Linked DNA regions of Homo sapiens: region 1 is linked to region 2. A link is an interaction called in ENCODE POLR2A ChIA-PET data of the cell type or tissue named here. Cell type or tissue: B cell. All regions are shown on one strand. Each heading gives the region's core, and the rest is flanking DNA. Links, peaks and the distances in the headings are about the cores only.

Region 1 (8,010 bases), core at 1-8,000, 200 kb after region 2:
TGACTCTCACTCAGACTCAGCCCCTCATGCTGTTTGCTGCCATTATAACTTGCAACTTTCTTTTTTGTCTTCTTCTTCAGTTTGTAACTGAGCATTTGTTTGGGTGATTATGTAACTGATATTTGTCTCCTCTGCTCAACAGTAAGCTCTGTAGGAGTGGAGGCTGCTCTGTTTTATCTCTGCTGTATCCCCCGCACGTCTCCTGTTGTCAGACCCAGAGTGGGCACTTCGCGTGCATTCAATGAATGAATCCAAAATGAGTAAACCTCCCTGAGTCCATGCCAGCCAAGCATGCATTTCTCAAGACTCACAAATCTGTGGGTGAGAGAAATCACCCAGTCTCACTTTGGAGTCCGACTGGCTTAAACTTAGCTCCACCACTTCCTGCAGGAACTTGGGCACGTGACTTAGCCTGTCTCTGTGTCTGTGACAATAGGCCTACTTTTGAGGGTTTAAATGAGCTCTTACGGTGGGTGCATCTGCTGTGGGCCTGCGCACTACAGCTCTCCTGCCTTTTCCCTGCATGCCGGAGGCCTCCTCTCCCTGTCCTGATGGCTGGCTGTGGATTCTCTTTTACTTCTAGGACTCTAATCCCTTTGCTTCCCTTGTCTTCTACTGGGAGCCACTTAACCGTCAGGTGAGTGAATTTTCCCAGGACAGCCTGGGATGGGCTGGGTTGGCAGGGCCTGAGTTTATGGCTACGTCTAGCGAAGGTCCCCAGACTGGGCAAACATCCCAGCTGGGCACTCTGCCTCTAAAATAGCCCTCAGTTAGTTGGAGCCAAGAGTGGTGGGGCAGCCGATCGAACAGAGAGGAACGGGGCCTGTGCTGGTAGGGAGGGCAGGTGGCATTTAATGCCATTCACCCAGAGCCATCCCTGAGCAGGTGCGTGTGGAAGGCCCTGTGAAGAAACTGCCTGAGGAGGAGGCTGAGTGCTACTTCCACTCCCGCCCCAAGAGCAGCCAGATTGGGGCTGTGGTCAGCCACCAGAGTTCTGTGATCCCTGATCGGGAGGTGAGTGGAGCTCCGCTGTAGTCCTCCAGGTGGTGGAGGCTTTGGCTTATCCCCAGAAGCTGTCCCCAGGAGATGCCAGGAGATGTCCCCAGGAGATGTCCTCTCTCTCCAGCCCAGTGAAAACAGTGAAAAGGACAGTGAGAAGGGAAAGTGGGGGTAGGGAGAGGGGAAATAGGCCTCCTCTGTCCATCTGGCCATCCTGTTGACTGCTCCTGGAGGACAGAGGCCAGTCTGCTCTGCTCACCCATGTCCCCAGCACATATCCCCAGGAAGTCCTTGTTAATGAATCATTGACTGGGCCTGGCCCTTCTTCTAACTCTTCCCCCTGGACAGTATCTGAGAAAGAAAAATGAGGAACTGGAACAGCTCTACCAGGATCAAGAGGTGCCCAAGCCAAAATCCTGGTGAGTGACATCTGGTAGTCCTCTAGAAAGGGACACCAGGCCCCTGTGTTTACTTGAAGCCACCTGCCTGGGGAATCACAGATCTCCTCCTCCCTGGCCACCCTTGTCAGATGCATCCCAGCAACTTCCTTCAAGAGGCCCTGGGATGAGGGGTGAGGGTGGGAGAGTGACCTGGCTAGAAAACTCCACAGAGCACTGAAACCTCTGCTTCTCCTTATAGGGGTGGCTATGTCCTGTACCCTCAGGTGATGGAGTTCTGGCAAGGTCAAACCAACCGCCTGCATGACCGGATAGTCTTTCGGCGGGGCCTACCCACAGGAGATTCCCCTTTGGGGCCCATGACCCACCGCGGGGAGGAAGACTGGCTCTATGAGAGACTTGCACCTTAACTCTGGGACCTGCTGGCCCAGAGTGGAGCTAGGGCTAGGTGTCAAGAGAGGGTGTGGGATTGGGACCCAGGCCCTTCTTTCTAAACTCAACCCATTTCCCTCCCTACCCCTTATCTTCAGGACTCTTCAGAGCTAATCCTCTAAGTTCTCTGTACTCAGTTGGTTCTCAGTTAGCTGGTCAAGTGGAGTGTAATGGTGGCGTAGAGAATCACAAATGGAAAATAATTCCATAATTATTTTTTTGACCTTGCCTATGATTGATTAGGATAGCTCCCTCTAGGGGTAGCAGCCGGTGTGACTCCCTTTCTGGTGACAGACAGGGCCCCAGCAGCCCTGTCTGTTACCATGTGAGTCATACTGGCCAAAGCTTAGTCCTAGCATATGCACCTGAGCCAACCTGGCCAATCAGATTGTTTTGTCAATAATTTGAAATTTGAACTGGAGAGATCCAGAACCTTGGGAGTCATTAAAGCCAAGTCATTCATAGCAGCCAGGAAACAATAGGAACCAAAAGCCTCTGCCTGCTGCTATTGCAATTCCCAGGATCTCTCCTTCCCTGGATCCCTCCCTCCCAGGTCTGGGCTGTGCAGTTCCTCCCCCTGCCTTAAAACACCCCACTATCTCTGTAAAGTCTCTCTCTCTCTTTTTTTTTTTTTTACTTAATCTAGCTAGAATCTATTTCTGTTGATTACAACTTAACTAACTCATTTACGGATAGGACTTTTTTTTTTCTTTTTTTCTTTTTTCTTTTCTTTTTTTTTTTTGAGATGGAGTCTCACTCTGTCACCCAGGCTGGAGTGCAGTGGTGTGATCTTGGCTCACTGCAACCTCTGCCTCCCAGGTTCAAGCAATTCTCCTGCCTCAGCCTCCCAAGTAGCTGGGACTACAGGCACACGCCACCACACCCAACTAATTTTTGTATTTTTAGTAGAGATGGGGTTTCACCATGTTGGCCAGGATTGTCTCCATCTCTTGACCTTGTGATCCACCCACCTCAGCCTCCCAAAGTGCTGGGATTACAGGCATGAGCCACCACACCCAGCGAGACGGGGTTTCATTATGTTGGCCAGGCTGGTCTCCAACTCCTGACCTAAAGTGATCTGCCCGCCTTGGCCTCCCAAAGTGCTGGGATTACAGACATGAGCCACCACGCTTGGCCGGGATAGTATATTTTTATAGCACTTCCCCTACTGATTGCTGCCTTCTCTGTGGCTACAAGGGACCCACAGAATTACAGGGAAGTTACAGGGAAGCAGGTTTCATCTCAATATTGGGAGAGATTTCAAACAATCACACCTGCCTGAGAAGGAGTGGGCTGTCACTAGGAATTTTTATTCCCAGTCCGTCAGGAATTTTGTAGAAGGGCTTCATGTGCTGGTACCAATAGGACAGGAAGATTTTAATCAGCTTTACTATCTATGTTTTTTTATGGAAACTGTGTGTATGTATACATACATTTTCCAAAAAGAAAAATTAAATGATTATAGAGATTATGTTTTTCAGACTACTCACGTATCTGCTTTTCTTACTCCCCACCTCTGCTGATAATTCCTAGTTCATTGGTTTTTCCCCCACACTGGAATTACCTGGGGAGCTTAAAAAACCCTGATGCCTGGGTCCCACCCTCAGAGATGATTGAACCAGCCTGGCCAGCATGGCAAAACCCTGTCTCTACTATGATATGAATGCAGCCTGGGCACTGGGAAATTTAAAAACTCCCCAGATAATTCTGTGCAGCCAAGGTTGAGACCTCCTAGTCTAGAGCTTTGCTATACACAGGGTGGTCCACAAGCCAGGAGCATCAGCATCACTTGGCAGCGCCTTAGAGATTCAGACCCCAGACCCACTGAATCTGACCCTGCATTTTCACTAGACCCCAGGTGATCAGCTGCACTAGACTCAACCTCTAAACCAAGACCTCCCACCCTCACAGTCTATGATCCTTTAGTGACCCTCAGCTGAGTCCTGTGCTGAACTGTGTTTGTTCTCCTTGAGCACATGCCCGCTAACCAGGGACAGACTGGATGAGCAAGCAACCTGCTGGCTATGGAGAAGAGCCAGGCTGGGTAAATGTTTGCTGTGACTAAGCCAGGATCAAAGAACTGCCTGTTGCTTGCACTGGCTGGCACTGAGCTTGCCACTCTGTGAACTGTGCTTCCTTCCCCTGCATGGACCTGTGCCTCAGTCACTATTATCCGCAGGCCTTCTCCAAGGGCAGCCCTCTCCTTGTTTATCCCTCTTAAGCCTGCGTGCAGGAAGGCACATTAACCCTGTGGCCCCCTGCAGGCAGGAGGGTGTTGGGTGCCCTTACCTACCTTGCCCTTTTTCTTGTACCGTAGGCTGTGCCGTTTATGAGTAAGTGATGTGTGTCTGTGTGTGTGTCTAGAAGTGCTGCACTCACCTTGTGTTATTGGAGGTTGTGTAACCCCCTAGCTTTGAGCCTGGTCTCAGATGTTCCTTTTCCGTTCTCTGTCCAGCCGTTACCGCCCCCAGTCTGTAATAAAAGCCTATCAGCCGTGCACTTTATTGATGTTCAACCCGGCCTGGTCTCCCTCAACCCCCAAGGAGGGGACTTGGGGAATTTAAGCAACTTTCCTGTCCCCTCACTTCTCTGCACCTTGTAGGCAGTACGTCCAGTAGGGGGAGCCCGCCGCCCAAGGTCGGCCCCTTCCGGGCAGTGAAAGCAACTTCTAGCCGGCCTCCCCCTTCATCGGCTTGGGCCGCGTCCCAGTGAAACTGTGGTCGATAACCCGTAGCCTCTCCCGGTTGCCGCACATATTTGCGCTCTCGGTTCCTCCTCTTCCCCTGTTCTCATGAAAACTTGCAGCTGCCTCGCTCTGCTTCCCTGGGCATCCAGATCTCCCTTTGGCTTCTAGTACCTACCCCACATCCATCTGGCCACCCAGCTTAGAAACATATGTGGACTTTACCTAGAAGATGGAGCCGGGGTCAGTATGCAAGGGGCAGAGGGGCTGTGGATACTCTCACCCAGAGGGGTAATGGTGATACTGGAGGAGTTGGCAGTACAGTGCCAGTATTATCTAGAACCTTAGGTTGGTGGCCCAGGGGCCATCCTTATCCCCCACCTCAGGGAAACCGAGAATGGGCGGATGTGGGAGATACCTGTAGTCTAGGGTCTTAGGGGACACTCAGCTTCAAAGCTGGTTGGCTTTATCCATCTGCTTCCAGAGTTTGTCCAGCCCCCTCGAGTGATGCTCACCTCCCAGGATCCTAAGACCCAGACGTTGCTCCCTCCCCTCCCAACTTCCCCTTCTGCAGAAGGTGTCTGTGCTTTTCTTTGTTCTGAGCTTCAGTTTCCTGTCCCTGTAGCAGATGAGAATCAAGAGTGGAAGGTGGCTGTGTGGGACAGTGGTCACATGTACAAGCTGGCTCTGGCTTCAGTCCCAGCTGTACCAATGCCAGCGCCTGGCCCCCAGGGTGAGTGATTTAACCTCTAAGCCTCAGCCAACTTGTCTGAAAAATGGGGATAATGACAGCACCTGTCTCAGGTGATGATAGGATTAAATGAACAACCTTAGGGAGGACTTGTTCTAGGGGCTGCCTGCCTTAAGCACCCTATAAATGTTAGCTATTAACACTGGGCAGGGCTGCGGTGTAGGGAAAGTCTGAGATCCTCTGTGGAGGCCTCATGGATTGAGTAATTGGTGAGACCCTAGAAAGTTCTGTGTAGTGGGACGGGGTAGGGGAAAGAGGCTTTGGGTAAGGCAGCACCCCTGAGCCTGACTTCCATCCCTCCAGCTCCTGGTCTCCCTTACTCATCATTTGAGGTCCCCCTGGCTGGGACGAGGCACCTAACAAAGCCTCCCTTGTATAGGTCTGTTTGTTTCACTAATAAATTCCCTGAGCAACAGCTCCTGGGGTGGGGTGGCCCAGCAGCCTGCCAGGAGCTGACCTGGAAGCCGCAGGACCACATTGTTTAGTGGCCACCTTGGTCTCTCCCTGTATTTCTACCACGAGCTCCAGAGATTTGGCCAACATTTTTTTAGTTCCCAGCTCTTATGGCTTGAGAAAGAGCTGGACCTAACCTCATAAAGTGACAGCTTTCTCTCCTCTTTCTTATTTATTTATTTATTTATTTTTGAGACGGAGTTTTGCTCTTGTTGCCCAGGCTGGAGTGCAATAGAGCTATCTCGGCTCACCGCAACCTCGGCCTCCTGGGTTCAAGCAATTCTCCTGCCTCAGCCTTCCAAGTAGCTGGGATTACAGGTATGTGCCACCACACTTGGCTAATTTTGTATTTTTAGTAGAGACGGGGTTTCTCCATGTTGGCCAGGCTGGTCTTGAACTCCCAACCTCAGGTGATCTGCCTGCCTCAGCCTCCCAAAGTGCTGGGATTACAGGCATGAGCCACCGTGCCAAGCATCTCTTATTTATTAATTTTTTTTTTCCCCTAGAGATAAGACCTAGTTCTGTCACCCAGGTGGTAGTGCAGTGCCACAATCATGGCTCACTGTCGTCTTGAACTCCTGGACTCAAGCAACCCTCCCACCTCAGCCTCCCAAGTAGATAGGACTACAGGCATGTGCCACCACAGTCAGCTACTTTTTGTTTGTTGGTTGGTTTTTTTTTAGACATGGGGTCTCTCTATGTTGCCTAGGCTGGTCTCAAACTCCTGGGCTCAAGCAGTCCTCCCACCTCAGCCCCCAAAGTGCTAGGATTACAGGCCTGAGCCACTATACCCACCTTCTCCTTTTTCTTAAACCAAAGCTGTGGGGTATGGTGGAGTTCCTTATAAAGGAAGGGGGAAGGAAACCAGTATTAAACTGAGCACTTACTATGGGACCTCTCATAGGCCACTTAATACTGACCACTCCCTATGAGATAGGTATTATTTCAGCCCCCTTTTACAGAAGAGGAAACTGAGGCTCAGAGTACAAGCAAATGTTCCCAAGGTCACCCAGCTACTAAGGGGTAGAGCCCGAGTTTGAATCTTAATCCCAAACCAAACCACTGAAACTTTGGGGTCAATCACCAAAGGTCTGCCCTACTCTCTTAGAGCACCTGACGGGCTCTCTGTTGACTGGAGAGAACTGACCACTGAGGTGTAACTAGCTCCTTCTGCTGCCCCATCCCCATACTAAGGCTAGTTTGATGGTAAAAATTAGTGACCCAGTTCCTACATTGTCACACCTGGGAACCCTTCCTGAAGCTTGAAAGGAACAGTTTGAGCACAAAGGTCCACTTTACTTACATGAAGGAACATAAAGGCATGAGAAACAGTCATCTCAATAAATGCAAGACATGAGCATAAAAGAGGTTCTCTGCCTTTCCAGCGTTGTTATTACAGAGAGAAACCTACAATTATTTTGTTAAACAAAATTCAAGGCTCCAGGACTCATCTCTGGAGCTGATATGTCTTAAATACTATTATAGTAGGAAAGGGAGAGGAGAAAATTCCCCACCCACTCCCCCGATTTGGCCCGTGTAGCTTCCCTTTGAGGGTGTGTGACTTGCCATCTGCAAAAGTCATGGCCAAAACAGGAACTAACAGGCCAAACTACCATCAATCTAGTCTTCTACAGCACCCTAACAGAGTGCCAGGGTCCTCTGTCCCCTCCGCACCTGAGGGCAAAGTTCCAGGAAGTTTACTGCCGGTGTTAGGAGGTGAGCTCAAGTTCAGTGTCTCTGCCTCTGGCTCCACAGAAACCAGCCCCTATCACGTGGCTTCTGGAAAATGTGCCCTCCTCAGGATTGGTCCAGGGAGTAGTCACAGGTAGAGAAAGTAAAGGGAGCAGCAATTGAAACTCGCCCTTGACCCTGTGTCCAGTAAGGAGGTGAAGTCTGTCTGGCTCACTCTCTCCATTCCCTGCCATGCCCACCTCCCTGCTGGCCCTGCCATTGCTTCAAGGAGGGCTGTTCCTCCTGGGTGAGACTTTTCACTCTTGAACTAGAGTGCCTTTGTATGTGGTCAGGGGGAGGGTGGAGGACCCTGGGATCTCCCAGGCCTTACAAAAGTGGCGGCACATAAATACAAACCTAAAAAACAGCCATTTCCTGCCAGCAGGTATCAACTGGCCCCACAGCTTCAGCTATGGCCAAAGAGGCCAGCGTGGCAAGGTCCTGTCTCAGATCTGGCTGATGGCAGGGAGCCAAGAGGTGCTAGCACCCTCCTCAGCCCTTCACTTTGATGACCGTCCTTCCTCGTGATCATCAAAGAGGTTAGGGTTCTCTGCCAGCGTGGC
Region 2 (10,087 bases), core at 520-8,519:
AGCTATGAGGCTGAGTTTCGAGCAGTCAGCATGAAGCCTGCATTCTTGCCCTCTGCCCCTGGGCCCACCATGTCCTACTACCGAGGCCAGGAGGTCCTGGCACCTGGAGCTGGCTGGCCTGTGGCACCCCAGTACCCTCCCAAGATGGGCCCGGCCAGCTGGTTCCGCCCTATGCGGACTCTGCCCATGGAACCCGGCCCTGGAGGCTCAGAGGGACGGGGACCAGAGGACCAGGGTCCCCCCTTGGTGTGGACTGAGATTGCCCCCATCCGGCCGGAATCCAGTGATTCAGGACTGGGCGAAGGAGACTCTAAGAGGAGGCGCGTGTCCCCCTATCCTTCCAGTGGTGACAGCTCCTCCCCTGCTGGGGCCCCTTCTCCTTTTGATAAGGAAGCTGAAGGACAGTTTTATAACTATTTTCCCAACTGAGCAGATGACATGATGAAAGGAACAGAAACAGTGTTATTAGGTTGGAGGACACCGACTAATTTGGGAAACGGATGAAGGACTGAGAAGGCCCCCGCTCCCTCTGGCCCTTCTCTGTTTAGTAGTTGGTTGGGGAAGTGGGGCTCAAGAAGGATTTTGGGGTTCACCAGATGCTTCCTGGCCCACGATGAAACCTGAGAGGGGTGTCCCCTTGCCCCATCCTCTGCCCTAACTACAGTCGTTTACCTGGTGCTGCGTCTTGCTTTTGGTTTCCAGCTGGAGAAAAGAAGACAAGAAAGTCTTGGGCATGAAGGAGCTTTTTGCATCTAGTGGGTGGGAGGGGTCAGGTGTGGGACATGGGAGCAGGAGACTCCACTTTCTTCCTTTGTACAGTAACTTTCAACCTTTTCGTTGGCATGTGTGTTAATCCCTGATCCAAAAAGAACAAATACACGTATGTTATAACCATCAGCCCGCCAGGGTCAGGGAAAGGACTCACCTGACTTTGGACAGCTGGCCTGGGCTCCCCCTGCTCAAACACAGTGGGGATCAGAGAAAAGGGGCTGGAAAGGGGGGAATGGCCCACATCTCAAGAAGCAAGATATTGTTTGTGGTGGTTGTGTGTGGGTGTGTGTTTTTTCTTTTTCTTTCTTTTTATTTTTTTTGAATGGGGGAGGCTATTTATTGTACTGAGAGTGGTGTCTGGATATATTCCTTTTGTCTTCATCACTTTCTGAAAATAAACATAAAACTGTTGAATGTGCCTGCCTCAGTGCCAGCATGGGGGGACATGGATGGGGACTCAGTTGGGGTTGTACCCAAGCTGGTGTACCCAAGGTGTTCTGTCAGCTTTCATTTATGGGGAACCTGCTAAGACCCTGAAATGACTCCAGCTGAGTTACAGCAAGGCCACATGTCCTACCTTCAGCACTCAGGGGGTTGGTTGATGCTACCTCTTAAGGCATCTTGGGACGGACAGAGAAGAATCCCTTGCCCTGTGTGCACCCTGACATTGAAAGGAGGGGTGTGAGGGCAAGGCCAAGGGCTGGACTGGGAGCGGGGGTGCAGGGCGCTGTGAGGCGGTGGCACTTGATTTTTCTTTGCATTTCTAGCAGCCCTCCACCTTTATCTCTAGGGTTATTCAAGGATTAAAGAAATAAATATAAAATGAGCCATGTGAAATTACCATTTTTGTAGGTCGAAAAGCCAAATATTAGCAATTTTATGTGACTCAAGCTAATACATGTAAAGGGTTTAAGAACATTGCCTGACAAACAGTAAGCACTCACTGTGTAAGCTACTGTTACCAACAGTTTCTAGCTGTTTCTGTCTGTCTTTTTATACACACTGAATTGTGTTTGTAAAATAATACATACTTTTTTTTTTTTTTTTTGAGACAGAGTTTTGCTCTTGTTGCCCAGGCTGGAATGCAATGGTGCGATCTCAGCTCACTGAAACCTTCGCCTCCCAGGTTCAAGTGATTCTCCTGCCTCACCCTCCTGAGTAGCTGGGATTACAGATGTGCACCACCATGCCTGGCTAATTTTTGTATTTTTAGTAGAGACGGTGTTTCGCCATATTGGCCAGGCTGGTCTCGAACTCCTGACGTCAGGTGATCTACCCACCTTGGCTTCCCAAAGTGCTGGGATTACAGGCGTGCGTCACCACACTCAGCCTATACATGCTTCTTTTAAATAATTCAAGCAAGGAAGAAAAGTATAAAGACAACAATAAATTATCTCAAATCTTACCCATCAAGAATTATCATTAACATTAGGTGGGTTAGACAGAAATAGTTTTATAAATTGGAACCATACTGAAAAGGCTTTTTCTTAATGAAAATGGTTAAATTTTAGCTTATAGAATTTAGTCACACACACACACACACACACACACACACACATCAAGACAAGCAAAACCTCTCAAACTCTCAAGTGAAATGAAGGGAGTTGCTAAACTTAAGATAAATTTTTCTTCACTACAAGAAATATTTTCTTGGTTTTTTTTTTTTTTGAGACAGAGTCTCGCTCTGTTGCCCAGGCTGGAGTGCAGTGGCACGATCTCAGCTCACTGCAACCTCCACCTCCTGGGTTCAAGCAGTTCTCCTGCCTCAGCCTCCCGAGTAGCTGAGACTACAGGCGTGTGCCACCACGCCCGGCTTTTTTTGTGTTTTTGGTAGAGACGGGGTTTTCACCATATTAGCCAGGATGGTCTCGATCTCTTGACCTCGTGATCTGTCTGCCTCGGCCTCCCAAAGTGCTAGGATTATAGGCGTGAGCCACCGTGCCCAGGCAAGAAATAGTTTCTAAAAGAACACTCTCAGGCTAAGACAGGTGCTTATAGGAAACATTAAGAAGTTAGAGTTACTATGTTGCCCCACCACAGTCCAGGGTGCACCCCATTCTAATGGGGAAACATCATCATGGGCTTTGGGTAGTTCTCCCAGTTCTGTTTAAGGTCTGGAAAACCTGTTTTTTTTTTTTTTTTTTTTTTGGTCACAGTTCACATCCCATCCTTTTTTGCTCTCTACTCAGAGGCACCTTCTAGTTAGAAGGAAAAAATACGGTGGCATACTTGGCTCCCTTTCCTTTGAATTTGGAATCTCATAATTTTGTAAATGACAGGAGATCTGCCACATTGTGCTCTGTGAGTTCAGATTATTTGTCCCCCTACTCCTACCCCGTGGCTGTCACTTTCTAAAGTTAATGGGTTGGGTCTATTTCCTTTCTTGGAGGAACTGTGGTTGATAATTATAATACTCTTTTCGCTCACCATTTAAAAATGATTTTTGCTCCCTTCATTAGATATGAAGTTAAGTGACTTGTGATCAAGCCATACTTTACCATCTTTTCTAGAAGTCTGACTGCATGTTTTGATGTGGTGTTATTTGACTCATAAAGGTTCATTACTATTATTTCTTCACTATTAGATGTACCTTTTACTGTATATACTGTGTATATATACACATACCACATATATCTATAATATATATAACCTAAATACCACACAACTCAAGATATTTCTTCAAGATTTAAACACCAATAATATCACAACTATATTTCCTCCATCTAATCTCCTGCCTTTCCCTCATAGATAACCAGTATCTTTAATTTTGTGTTTTGCTTTTCTTGCCTTTTATTTGTTATATTTTTTATTTTTATTTTTGTAGAGATAGGGTCTTGCTATGTTGCCCAGGCTGGTCTTGAACTCTTGGGCTCAAGAGATCCTCCCACCTTGGCCTTCCAAAGTGCTGAGATTACAGTCATGAGCCATTGCATCCAGCCCCTTTCTTGCTTCTTAAAATTAAGTGTTAACACTTTATGTAAGTCTAACTACTATGCTATGTAGTTTTACTTGTTTTTAACTTTATAAAATAATATATATGTGTGTGTGTGTATGTATACATACACACATATATGTTTTGATTTTTGACTCAACACTGTTTTTAAGATTCATCCATTTGTGGCAGGTAGCTATGTATTTCATTCATTTTTCACTATTTTATGATATTCCACTATGTGTATGTTTGCTATAATTTACTTATCTATTTTCCTGTTGACAATTTACACATTTTTGTTATTATGAACAGTTTTTAAAATATTTTTAATGTGTCTTCAGGCACACAAGTGCTAAAATTTCTCAAGTCAAGTCTGTATCTAGAAATGGGTAGGGTATGTGAATGTACAATTTAACAAGAGAATGCCAAATTACTTTACCAATTTACACTCTCACCAGTAATGTACAAGAGAACATGTTGAGTTTCTTTCTTTCTTTCAGCAGTAGTAAGGTTGAGCCTTTCTTCATATGTTTTCTAATCATAGGTTTGTAAAATGATTTGTTCATATCTTTCGCTCATATTGCTATTAGAGTATTTGTCTTTTTCTCATTGGTTCTGGTTCTTTATATATTCTTGACTTGATATCAACCATTATTTGGTTATTTATATTGCAATTATCTTCCTCTAGATTATTGTTCCTCTTTTCATTTTCTTTAAAGTGGTTTTCTGATGAACAAAAATTTGTAGTTTTAATGTAGCTAAATTTAACAATTTTACTTTTTTTTTTTTTTTTTAAGAGACAGGGTCTTGTTCTGTCACCCAGGCTAGAATGCAGTGGTGTCATTATAGCTCACTGCAGCTGCAAACTCCTGGCCTCAAGTGATCCTTCCACTCAGCCTCCCCAGTAGTTAGGACTACAGGCATATGCCACCATGCATGGCTAATTTAAATTTTTTCTGTAGCGATGAGGTCTCGCTATGTCACCCAAGCTCATCTTGAACTCCTGACCTCAAGTGACCCTCTCGCCTTGACCTCCCAAAGTGTTGGGGTGGCATGAGCCACCACACCTGGCCAACATTTTATAGTTAGTACTTTTCCTTGTCTCATTTAAGAAAACTTTTTCTGCTTGAGGGTTAGAAAGATATTCATCTGTATTTTTTTTTCCATAGGATTTGAAGTTTTGCATTTGACATTTAATTCCTTTTAGTGTTTGGTGTGAAGGATTCATTTTTGTTTTCGTTTTCCAATTTTTCCTGTTTGTTTTTGTTGAATAGTCTTTCTTTTGCCCATGGTAGTAGTCTCACATACTACTTCTGGTAGAGCAACGTCCTCTTTTTAAAGTTTCTTCTTCTGAAGTGCTTTGACTATGCCTAGCTCTTTGCCCTTCTATATGATATATATAATAACTTGGAAATTTTCATAACAACCAGACTGAGATTTTTATTGAGGTTGGACTAAATCTATTGTTCGATTTGAGAGAAGAGATAACTTTGTGATATTGTCTTTCTATGCATGAACATGGGATATTTCTTCATTTATTTAGGTCATCTTTAAGGTTCTTTAGCAAAGTTTTCCAATTTGTAGGTGTAGGACTTTTATATCTTTTGTTAAATTTATTCTTGGGTATTTCTTTTTTTCTCTGTAAAAGGCATATTTTAAAATATATGTTTCCTAGCTGTTTGTTACTAGTTTGCAGAATTACAATTGATTTTTGTATATTGATCATGAGATCCAGCCATGTTGCTAAAGTCTTTTATTATTTTGGGGGAATTTCCTATAACTTCTTTAGAGCTATCTCTGTGGCCAATCATATTATTTGAAAAAATGAGAGTTTTAGCCGGGCATGACGGCGGGCGCCTGTAGTCCCAGCTACTCAGGAGGCTGAGGCAGGAGAATGGCATGAACCCGGGAGGCGGAGCTTGCAGTGAGCCAAGATCGCACCGCTGCACTACAGCCTGGGTGACAGAGCGAGACTCTGTCTCAAAAAAAAAAAAAAAGAGAGTAAAAAAAATGAGAGTTTTATTTCCTTGTTTCTAATCATTATGCTTCTAATTTATTTTCCTTATCTTATTCGACTGGTCATAACCTCAAGTGCTGGTTTTTTGTCTTTTGGGGGATGGTTTCTTTCACTATTTTTTGACCCCACCTCTGATGGGGTCTCACTCCGTCACTCAGGTTGGAGTACAATGGTGTGATCATAGCTCACTGCAGCATTGAACTTCTGGGTTCAAGTGATGCTTCTGCCTCAGCCTCCCAAATAGCTAGGACTACAGATGTGCACATTATGAAGCCTAGCTAATTAAAATTTTTTTTTTTTTTTTTTTTTTTGTAGAAACAGGGCCTAGTTATATTGTCCAGGCTGCTCTTGAACTCTTGGCTTCAAGTGATCCTCCTGCATTGGCCTCCCAAAGCACTGGGATTAGAAGAGTGAGCTGCCATGCTCAGCTCAGTTTTCCCCTATTTATTACACTTTTTTTTCCTTTTACTTGTTTGCATTTCTATAATTTATTTATTTTAGTGGCTTATCTATACATTTTAATAAGTATATTTAATAATGAATGATGTTTTATCCTCCCTTCTCGTCAGTAAGATAATTTTAGATCACTTTAATTCTGATCTTCCTCCTTCTGACTTACTGTTCCTCCTTCTGACTTACTAATAAAAACTTACTTCCTTCTTCTGACTTATTGATAACTCTTATATTATCATTTTAGTAGCCATTCTAATAACCTTTTTTCATTCATGTTTTTCTCCTCTCAACTTACTCATTTCAGTTCTTTCTTTTTTTAACCCCTAAAAATTAGACTCCTTTATTATTTTATTGAGACTATGCTTTGTCTGGACTTACCTTTATGTTACCATTCTTTTTGTTCATTTTCCCTTTTTTGCATTTCTCTTTTTTGGGGGATCATTTACCTATATCTTTAAATCCTTTATAAGTTCTTTTAGAGAAGTTCTCTTTGTAAACTTCCCCTGGGCTTGTTTCTTATAAATGTTATCATTTTCCCTATTGGTATTGAGTGATTGTTTTGCTGAATACACAATTTTGGGTGAATAGTATTTTATTTATTTATTTATTTTTTTTTTTGAGGTGAAGTCGTACTCATTGTGTCACCCAGGTTGAAGTGCAGTGGCACGATCTCGGCTCACTGCAACCTCTGCCTCCCAGGTTCAAGTGATTCTCCTGACTCAGCCTCCTGAGTAGCTGGGATTACAGGCATCCACCACCATGTCTGGCTAATTTTTTTTATTTTTTTTTTTATTTTTAGTAGAGATGGGGTTTCACCATGTTGGCCAGGCTGGTCTTGAACTCCCGACCTCAAGTGATCTGCTCGCCTTGGCCTCCTGAAGTGCTGGGATTACAGGCATGAGCCACTGCACCCAGCCTTTTCTTATCATTTTATATGAGTAATTCCACTGTCTTCTGGCTTCATTGTTGTGAGATCTGCTGCTATTCTAATTATCATTCTTTGTTAGGTCTTCTGTGTTTTTTCTCTGCTTTCCAGATCTTCTATTTATATTCATGCCCTAAAGATTCACTACGATGTGAGAAGGCATGATTTTATTTTTCCTTATCCTATTTGGGATACATTGTGTTTCATGGATCTTTGCATTCATCATTTTCATGAGCTCTGAAAATTCTCAGTCATCATCTCTTTAAATATTGCTTCTTTCTATTCTCTCCAATTTCATCCTTTAGGACTCCAATCAGATGGGTGTCTTTTTTTTTTTTTTTTTTGACAGGGTCTGGCTCTGTTGCCCAGGCTGGAGTGCGGTGGCACTTTCTTGGCTCACTGCAACCTCCACCTCCTGGGCTTAAGCCATCCTCCCACCTCAACCTCCTGAGTAGCTGGGACTACAGGCATGCACGACCATACCTAGCTAATTAAAAGAAATTTTTTGTGTGTGTGTGGAGACAGGGTCTCGCTATGTTGCCTAGGTTGGTCTTAAACTCTGGGCTCAAGCGATCTTCCCACTTTGGTTTCCCAAAGTGCTGGGATTACAGGTGTGAACCATGTTTATCCTTATAATTGCATTATTTGTTTTTGTAAACATTCTATACCTAGCTATTCTGTATTTTCAACATCTGCTGTCCTTGTAGGGGGTGATGATAGGGTTGTTGTCTAAATCTGTTGTTTCTTCTGATTCTCAATGATAGTGGGTTTGCCTTCTTCCTTGCTTGGTGGTCTTCTTTCTTTGTTTATTAAATTTTGCTAAAGAAAATCTTCAAGGAGTCTTTAGGCAATAACACTTCTGAGTATTTAACATGTCTTTATTTTACTTACACATGTGAGTGATAGCTTGACCCAGTATAAAAGTCTAGGTTGAAATCACTTTCTCTCAGAATTTTTTTTCTTAAAGACCAGTATGATAGTACTCTCAGATTTTTTTTTTTCCTGAGATGGAGTCTCAGTCGCTCTGTTGCCCAGGCAAGAGTGCAATGGTGCCCTCTCGGCTCACTGCAACCACTGCCTCCTGGGTTCAAGTGATTCTCCTGCCTCAGCCACTGGAGTAGCTGGGATTAGAGGTGTACGCCACCACGCCTGGCTAATTTTTATATTTTTAGTAGAGATGCGGTTTCACCATGCTGGCCAGGCTGGTCTCGAACTCCTGGCTTCAAGTGACCCACCTGCCTTGGCCTCCCAGAGTGCTGGGATTACAGGCATGAACCATCGCACCTGCCCTACTTACAGAATTTTTAAAGCATTTTTTTCATTGTCACTTAGTTTTTAGTATTGCTCTTAAGAAGTCTGATGCCATTTTGATTCATGATCCTTTTTGGTAGGTTTTTAGATCCTCTCTTGCTTCCCAGTGTTTTAAACATTCTGTATTATATACCTTGGTCTGAAGCCCTTTTTCATTTGCTATTCTGGCACACCCAATGAGAACTATCAACCCAGAAACGCTGTTCTTCATTCTTAGAAAGTGTCTCTTCCTTGCTGGTTCAGTGGCTCATGCCTGTAATCCCAGCACTTTGGGAGGCTGAGGCGAGCAGATCACTTGAGGTCAGGAGTTCAAGACCAGCCTGGCCAACGTGGCAAAACTCTGTCTCTACAAAAGTACAAAAATTAGCCGGGCGTGGTGATGCATGCCTGTAATCCCAGTCACTCAGGAGGCTGAGGCAGGAGAATCGCTTGAACCCAGGAGGCGGAAGTTCCAGTGAGCCAAGATTGCACCATTGCACTCCAGCCTGGGCGAATGAGTGAGACACTGTCTCAAAAAGAAAGAAAGTTTCTCTTCCTTTTTAAAAAACATTTTTCATATTTTTAATTTTTTTTTTTTTTTTTTTTTTTTTTAGAGATGAAGTCTCACTATGTTGGTCAGGTTGGTCTTGAACTCCTGGCCAAAAAATTCTTCAAGCAAGAGCATACTTCCTCCCAGAGAGCTGGTTTACTACCACACCACTGGGAGCTGATTTATTAGGCTGGGGCCCCCACAATGTTAGTGTGTAGAGATATGAGTTCTCCTAAAGAGACTTTTCCAAATTTCTTACCAGCTGACTGGAGAATATTGTAGGAGTGAAATATGAGAAGAGAAACCGAGGGGCTAATTTTTTTCTTTTGCAAGCTTTCACTTACATTTTCTTCTTCCAGCTTTGCCTCACCCTTCCTAGACACTGTCTTTGGTATCCCCAAGTCCCATGTCTTTTTCTTTCATTTTCTTTAGAATGACACTCTATACTTCTAGGTGGTAGTGGTAGTGAAATAGTTATTTTGTTGCTCAGGGCGGGAAGCAGTCATGGGCATCTTGATACATCTGATTTCAGACTTTTAGCCAATCCACCAATTGTCAGTACCATGCCTCAATCCCAGCTTCCACTGTGCCAAGTTCTGAGCCTCTTAAGCATTCTTTCGGGCTAAATCAGTTCACTCATTGTTAATCCTGTTTGTAGACACTGTGGGCTATAGCTCCATGTTGCTTAATCATGCACTACTCCTCCGTCTGCTTTCTAGTTTCCAAAAACTTGTTGAAATGTATTGTCTGGTTCCTTTTCCTCTGCTGTTCTCTTTGTTCCTGTGGTTTCATACATTTGAAAAATTCCTATATTATCATTTTAGTAACCAATACACAATTTTTTTTTTTTGAGACAGAGTCTCGCTCTGTCGCCCAGACTAGAGTGCAGTGGTGCAATCTCGGCTCACTGCAGCCTCTGCCTCCTGAATTCAAGCGATTCTCCTGCCTCAGCCTCCTGAGTAGTTGGGATTACAGGTGCGCACCACCATGCCCGGCTAATTTTTGTAGTTTTAGCTGAGACGGGGTTTCACCATGTTGGTCAGGCTGGTCTCGAACTCCTGACCTTGTCATCTGCCCGCCTCGGCCTCCCAAAGTGCTGGGATTACAGGCATGAGCCACCGCGCCCGGCCCAAATATACAAATTTTAAC

What was found. Peaks named below come from ENCODE experiments on the same cell type or tissue, not always from the same donor. Only the 100,000 strongest peaks of a DNase experiment are listed, where the experiment ranks them.
Region 1: POLR2A ChIA-PET joins it to region 2 with 10 read pairs; 4 of 35 experiments call an interaction of 5 or more read pairs at or near these places.

Annotation. Positions count from the first base shown.
Region 1 is chr17:47,944,976-47,952,985 of GRCh38, forward strand. It overlaps PNPO (pyridoxamine 5'-phosphate oxidase), which reads left to right. Exons shown (of 7, transcript NM_018129.4): 4 at 584-637; 5 at 886-1,014; 6 at 1,348-1,418; 7 at 1,639-4,333. The coding sequence ends at 1,807. PRR15L (proline rich 15 like) reads right to left here. Exons shown (of 2, transcript NM_024320.4): 2 at 6,992-8,010. The coding sequence ends at 7,948. Among named protein-coding and RNA genes, the nearest start is that of PNPO, 7.4 kb to the left of the region's middle. RefSeq lists an enhancer at 5,074-5,303. In B cell, for the core only: CTCF peaks have their summits at 2,077 (motif pointing left), 2,278, 4,449 (motif pointing right) and 4,651; DNase peaks (open chromatin) are centred at 2,106, 4,476 and 5,096; H3K4me3 peaks cover 750 bases; H3K27ac peaks cover 913 bases.
Region 2 is chr17:47,744,938-47,755,024 of GRCh38, forward strand. TBX21 (T-box transcription factor 21) reads left to right here. Exons shown (of 6, transcript NM_013351.2): 6 at 1-1,185. The coding sequence ends at 429. Among named protein-coding and RNA genes, the nearest start is that of TBX21, 17 kb to the left of the region's middle. In B cell, for the core only: no CTCF peak of the experiment used is centred there; no DNase peak of the experiment used is centred there.